2 separate regions of the Mus musculus genome follow, and region 2 is linked to region 1. A link is a loop called in an ENCODE intact Hi-C map of the cell type or tissue named here. Cell type or tissue: heart. All regions are shown on one strand. Links, peaks and the distances in the headings refer to the core of each region. The heading gives the core; the rest is flanking DNA.

The links. Hi-C counts contacts between places; a loop is a spot of excess contacts. Peaks named below come from ENCODE experiments on the same cell type or tissue, not always from the same donor. Only the 100,000 strongest peaks of a DNase experiment are listed, where the experiment ranks them.
Region 2: a loop joins it to region 1, with 4 times the contacts of the local background. A loop is called at or near these places in 9 of 42 quality-filtered maps.

What each region holds. Positions count from the first base shown.
Region 1 is chr11:109,439,935-109,442,852 of GRCm38, forward strand. It overlaps Gm45916 (predicted gene, 45916), which reads left to right and starts at 144. Exons shown (of 2, transcript NR_040680.1): 1 at 144-321. In heart, for the core only: CTCF peaks have their summits at 253 and 1,437 (motif pointing left); a DNase peak (open chromatin) is centred at 147; H3K4me3 peaks cover 855 bases; H3K27ac peaks cover 735 bases.
Region 2 is chr11:109,329,995-109,332,912 of GRCm38, forward strand. No RefSeq gene overlaps it. Among named protein-coding and RNA genes, the nearest start is that of 1600015H23Rik, 12 kb to the right of the region's middle. In heart, for the core only: a CTCF peak has its summit at 1,539 (motif pointing right); a DNase peak (open chromatin) is centred at 1,527; H3K4me3 peaks cover 943 bases; H3K27ac peaks cover 206 bases.

The sequences.
Region 1 (2,918 bases), core at 99-2,598:
CTTGCTTTTGGAAAGCATGCATTTCTCTGACGTGGGGCTGTGACTCATCTCAAATCCCTCGAGGAACAGCGGGCCTGGGTTGTCGGTTGTTTCCTCTCCAAAGCTCTAGTGATAAAAATCCAAGCAGGCAGCCGCGGGACTGCTATTGCCGGCGAACGGGCCCTTCCCAGGCAGGAAGCACGTCGCTGTCCCCAGCTGCGCCCCAAGTCCGTCCCTCGCGCGGATCCGCCTCCGCTGGTGGCGGTGGCGGGCAACACCTGTGGCCGCCCCTGGGAGGAGAGCGAAATTGGCAGCTTGGCCTGCGGGGCGTCGGAAACTCAGGTAAACCACCACAGCCTGATGCACCCCACTGCGGGGAGATCCCGGCCACCCCGACTCTCACCAAGGCCGGGCTAGAAGGCACCTGAACCGTGGGTGGAATCAGTTCTACTTTAGAGAACTTGCAACGCTCTTCTGCCAAAAACCCCTCAAATATCGTGTTGGGGGGTGTGTAACTCTTGCATAAAAATTCGTGGGTTCACACTCCTCTGGTCCCCAATCTAACTTGTATTCTTTTATCTGGAGCAATTCTGTCCAATAGAAAAGTACCACAAGCCACGCGTGCAATTTTAACTGTCCAGTAGCCCCTCTGCTGGAATTCATTTCAGTAACATTAGGTGTTGAGTGCCACCAAAACGCCATCTCAACACGGAATCACGGTACGAATAGAGTTTTTTATTCGTTTTTCTTACCAAATCTTCAAAAACATCATACCATCCGCTATCTCAACTCTAGCTGGCAGCCCCGTGTGACTGTGGTACTGTGATGCACATCACAGCTTGGGATTCATACTGCTCTAGAGTCTACCTGGGAAGGAGGACCCTTAAGACTGAGGCATCAGTAGAGAAATGCTGAGCTGGGGACCATGTCATGCAGGTCTTCCTGATGCGCAAGCTGAATGTAGCTCAGGAGGGCCTCTGCTTTAGAGTGCAGGGAGAATTCTCTCTCCCCCCCCCTCTCTCCCTGCCTTCCTTCCTGTTTTTGTTTGAGAGAGGGTCCCACTATGTAGCCTGGACTGTCCTCAAACTCACTATGTGGCTCTAAACTGGTCTCAAACTTATGCTAATCCTCCTGCCGGAGCATCCCTAGAGCTGGGATTACGGGCATTTACAGCCGCTTCTGATTGGTAGGGTGTTTGTTTGTTTGTTTGTTTTGTTTTGAAAATGCCATTTCCTTGGGATGTATTTCTGCTTGGGAAAGCCGAGTTGTGAGGTTACACATGTAGAGACTGTCTAGTCTTAAACTCTCCATGGAACCAAAAATAAAAGCAACTGTGGATGATGTGCTGGAGAGGTGGATCAGTGGTTAGGAACCTTGGCTGCTCTTTCAGAACTACATGGCGGTCCACAACCATCTGTAACTCCAGTTCCAGGGGATCTTGCACCCTCTTCTGTCCTCTGTGGGCACTGCATGCATTTGGTGCACACACATCAATGCGTGCAGGCAAAAATACTCACACTCTTAAAAATATCTTTAAAAGTAAAAGTGCAGTGACCAAAAATGAATTCAAAATCAAATGTGTAATGAACTGAGGTGTTTCTGACAGGTCACATCTGTGTCACACTGCACCCCTCGAGTCTGAACACAAAATGATATCCGTATCACATATCTCCAGTGAAAACTCCCCCAAAGGCTCTGCTGGGATTCCAGACTGTCCTGTGTAAAGTCTTCTGCTCCATTAGAAACACCATGGTTTAGCTGTAGGAGACAGTTAATATTTTCCTACAGTCTTTCCTCAGCGTGTATCAAGTTTGTATATTTTTAGATTTTATTATGCTAAAATGCTTTCTTTTAGTAGTTTCCATTTAGTTGCCGACTTCAGTTTCATTTGAAAAAATTGTGTGATGAATTTTGGTTTGAGATTAGGACAGAATTTCCGGCAACGTCTCAAATGGCCCTAAATAGACTTCTGCCACTTTGTACTGAGTGCTTATGAGAAGGGAGTGGCCTTTTCAGCACTGAAGATTTGAAAAAAATCTGATCCATGAGCTGTGGAAAATGTTAAAGACACTGTGTGTCTTGCGTTATCAGATGCTCAGCCACGATTTTATCCCCTACTCATGGTGTGTGTGTGTGTGTGTGTGTGTGTGTGTGTTTGTGTGTGTACTGGGGATTAAATCCAGGTCTTAATGCATGGTAAGTGCTCTACCACAGCTTCATCCCAGTCCAAAATTTAATTCTGTGTGTGAAAAGAAATGATTATACTCAGGCTGTTAGTGTGCAAGTTTGTTTTCATCTTTAATAAATGGTAAAACCATTACATACACACACACACACACACTATATATATATATGATTTTGAGAGCAAATCTAAAGCAAAGAAAAGGGGTCACAGTGGCAAAGTTGAAGATGCCCTAACTTAGCAGATGTGGATTTAAGCCTGCAACAGCTGAGTAAACCTGTGACATTTAAACCAGTGGCAAAACCCAGCCCCAATTCGGGTTGTTCAAGTGTCAAGTTCCGTGTTGCTTTCAGATGTGACCGACCTATGGAAGTAAAAGCCTGACAGCCAGAAACCACTGCTTTTCCAGATTGTTTATAAAGGGGCTTATGAGATTAAACTTTCTTTCAACTTCTTTTCTAATCAAGGAGCCATCTGGGGTTGGTTAAAAAAAAGTCAGAGGACTCAGTCTGTGGGCTTCTCACTTTGCAGGGGCTGGGGGCGGGGATGTGGTGTCAGGAAAGTGCTTGCTATCAACTGAGGCGTTTTAGAAAGGAAACTGGGCTGACAAGATGGCCTAGTGGGTGAAAGAGCTTGTTGCCAATGTAGAGCATTCTGTCCCTGGGTTAACCTCTGGTTTCGATCCATGTGTCCATGCGCAGTGGTACAATACACACATACACACGTATGTGTGTGTGTGTGTGTGTGTGTGTGTGTA
Region 2 (2,918 bases), core at 233-2,732, 110 kb before region 1:
ACTACCTCTATCCTTGGAGCATCCACCATGGCACCTGGGCTCGTTTGCGTTGTCAACTTGATAGAAACTGAGACCACCCGGAAGGAAGGGATTTCCACTGAGATTGGCTTGTGGGTATAATGGTGTGGCTTTTTCTTGATGGGCGATTGATGTGGGTGAGCCCAGTCCACTATGAGTGGTACCACCCCTGGGCAGGTGGTGCTAGGTAGTATAAAAAAGCAAGCTGGACAAGCCATGGGGAACAAACAAGTAAACAGTAGGAAATGCACAGCAGCCGGGCAGTAGTGGCGCACGCCTTTAATCCCAGCACTTGGGAGGCAGAGGCAGGTGGATTTCTGAGTTCGAGGCCAGCCTGATCTACAGAGTGAGTTCCAGGACAGCCAGGGCTACACAGAGAAACCCTGTATCAAAAAACCAAAGGCCAGCTAACACGGTGGGAAGCTTTAGATTGCTCCAGTAGCTCCGTTTAAGCTCATTTGCAGGTTGACCCTCCTTGGCAATCTGGATGCATCACAGTCCTGTTCCTGGGGCACCGGGAGTGGGGGTTGGTGTCACATCTGGGCAGATGCTAAAGGTATCTATCTATACTGCCTACCTTCAGCTCTGCAGCTAGCTGGCCCACAGAGCCTGGCTCACCCACAAACACATCACATTAGACAAGGGACACCTGAGGGTCTTTGTGGTGGGACCTAGTCCACCATCAGTCTACATCACTCGAGGCTGGGCACCTTTAAGCTGTCTTAGATGGGTCACGTTAGCCTGGGATGTCTTTAAGAAAGCAGTTACAAGCCTTTCACTTCTCACTGGTCCGTGAGCACACGGGTTAACTGTCTAAGAGGAAACAGCACAGGATGAGGTTGGTGCGAGGACCTGACCTTTAGACTCAAACCCTTTAGACTCAAACCCAAACAAGTTGATCCAGCCAGAGGAAGATGGTGACCATGGCCTTCTGAGCTATGTGGGTATTGTGGTCAAGGTATTAACCATGTTTTTACTCTCAAATATGGGTAACATATGGGTGCTATGAAATTAACACGTGGGTTTCAGAGTTCCCATCTTTGAGGCTGGTGGCAGGCTCTGTTTCTCCCACATTCTACCCAGCAGGTCCTGATTCTTTAGGGCCAAGAGGCACCTTTGGATACTTACACAGTGTTATCGAGCATCACACCAGACAGGGAGGACCGACCCAGAGGGATGCCCCTTGCCCTTACCCAGTCTTCCTTGGACACTCCACGGAGTGGATCCCCGCCCACCTGCCAGGAGGGCCAGGTGAGGACCTCGCAGTAGGTATCCAACCATCCTCCCGGATCCTGGATGAATTCACGACCACAACACGAATAGGAGAGAAACGGGAAACACCCCCCCCCCCCCCCCGAGTTCACAAGCCAAAACGAACCCCGAGGGGCAGGGCTGTGGCTGCCGCCTGGGGCCCATAGCATCTGCACTTGCAAAGCACTTGGAACCCACGCCAGCCAATCAGCTGGCAGCGCCGAGCTCACTTTAGCATGCCTAGCACAGACTCAAAGTACCACCAGGGGGCGGCATCTGGCTCCACCTGGACCCTGTAAGGAAACAAAATAGTCCAGAGGATTGAAAGTTGAGCCCCACCACTGAAGTCAGAGAAAGTGAAAGCGATATGTGAACTGACTCTGGCTCCCTGGTGAGCCTGTCCCTAAGTCACTGAGTAACTGTTAGCCATTACTTAAACTCCCTAATAGTTTGCATCCTCTTCTAAACTGAGAAAAGTCAGGATATGGAAATGACACCTGACTGGCGGGATGGCTCACCTCCCTGCTGGCCCTGGACCCCTGGATTTACTACCTGGGTGGAGGAGCTCCAGCAAGGATCACAGATAATAGCTGCGCGAAGAAGGCTTCGTTTGGTCCTGTTTTTTAAGCTCACGGAGAAAACGTATTCCTGAACAGAAAAATGCCTGGAACGTGCTGAATTCCTAGTAATATTTGTCCTTTAGCGCTTGGAACTCATCCTACACCTCACCGCAGCCGAACCCCACCCTCACACCACCTCCCGCCTTACCTGGTACTAGGGAGATTGAACCTAGAGTCTCTTGCATGCTAAGTTCATACTCATCAACGAAGCCACACTCCCAAGCCCCTTTGGGAAACACACACACACACACACACACACACACACACACACTAATATGAGGACTGTTGGAGTTCCGCCATCATTTAACTTGAGGTTAAATCTCAGCTGCTTTTTACCAACAGTCTGTGAGATATGGGATAATTAACCTCTCTGCGCCTTAATTCCAATACGACAAAATAGTCAGCTGACCATATTGATGTATATCTGTATTCCAGTAATTGAAAGTTGGAGACAGGAAGGACAGGGACTGAAAACCAACCTCAGCTCCATAAGGAGCTTAAATCTAACCTGGGCTATTTAAGACCCTGTCTCAAACAAACTAACAACAACAACAATAAAATAAAATAAAATAAAATAAAATAAAATAAAGCTAGTTAATGACAAACTTATAGAGTTATTAGGGGGAGATAAATAGGTAAAGATTCAGTAAATCTGAGTTGTCACTATTATTAATATTAAAACCATTAATAGTGGTATAGGAATGCCCACAGTTTGTAACACTAGCTAGATCTCAGACACAATGGGAATTCCGCAGGTCTGAGCCTAGGATTGTTAGCCGTAGACCAACCATATGCCCACTTTTCATTGCCAGGGCTGAGTACTTGAGCTGTGTAGGGCAGACACAGCTGATGTGAGAAGAGGGTTGGTGGACATTTTCCCAGGAAATGGATATCCCTTGGTTTATATGGGTCCCACTCCAGTGCAAGAGCCAAGTTCCTACCCAGCCCCAGGCCTCTTTGCACGTCGTTACAGGGCTGGAATAACAGCCTAGAAAGCCGACTCAGAAGCCGGGTTGACTCACAGGGAGA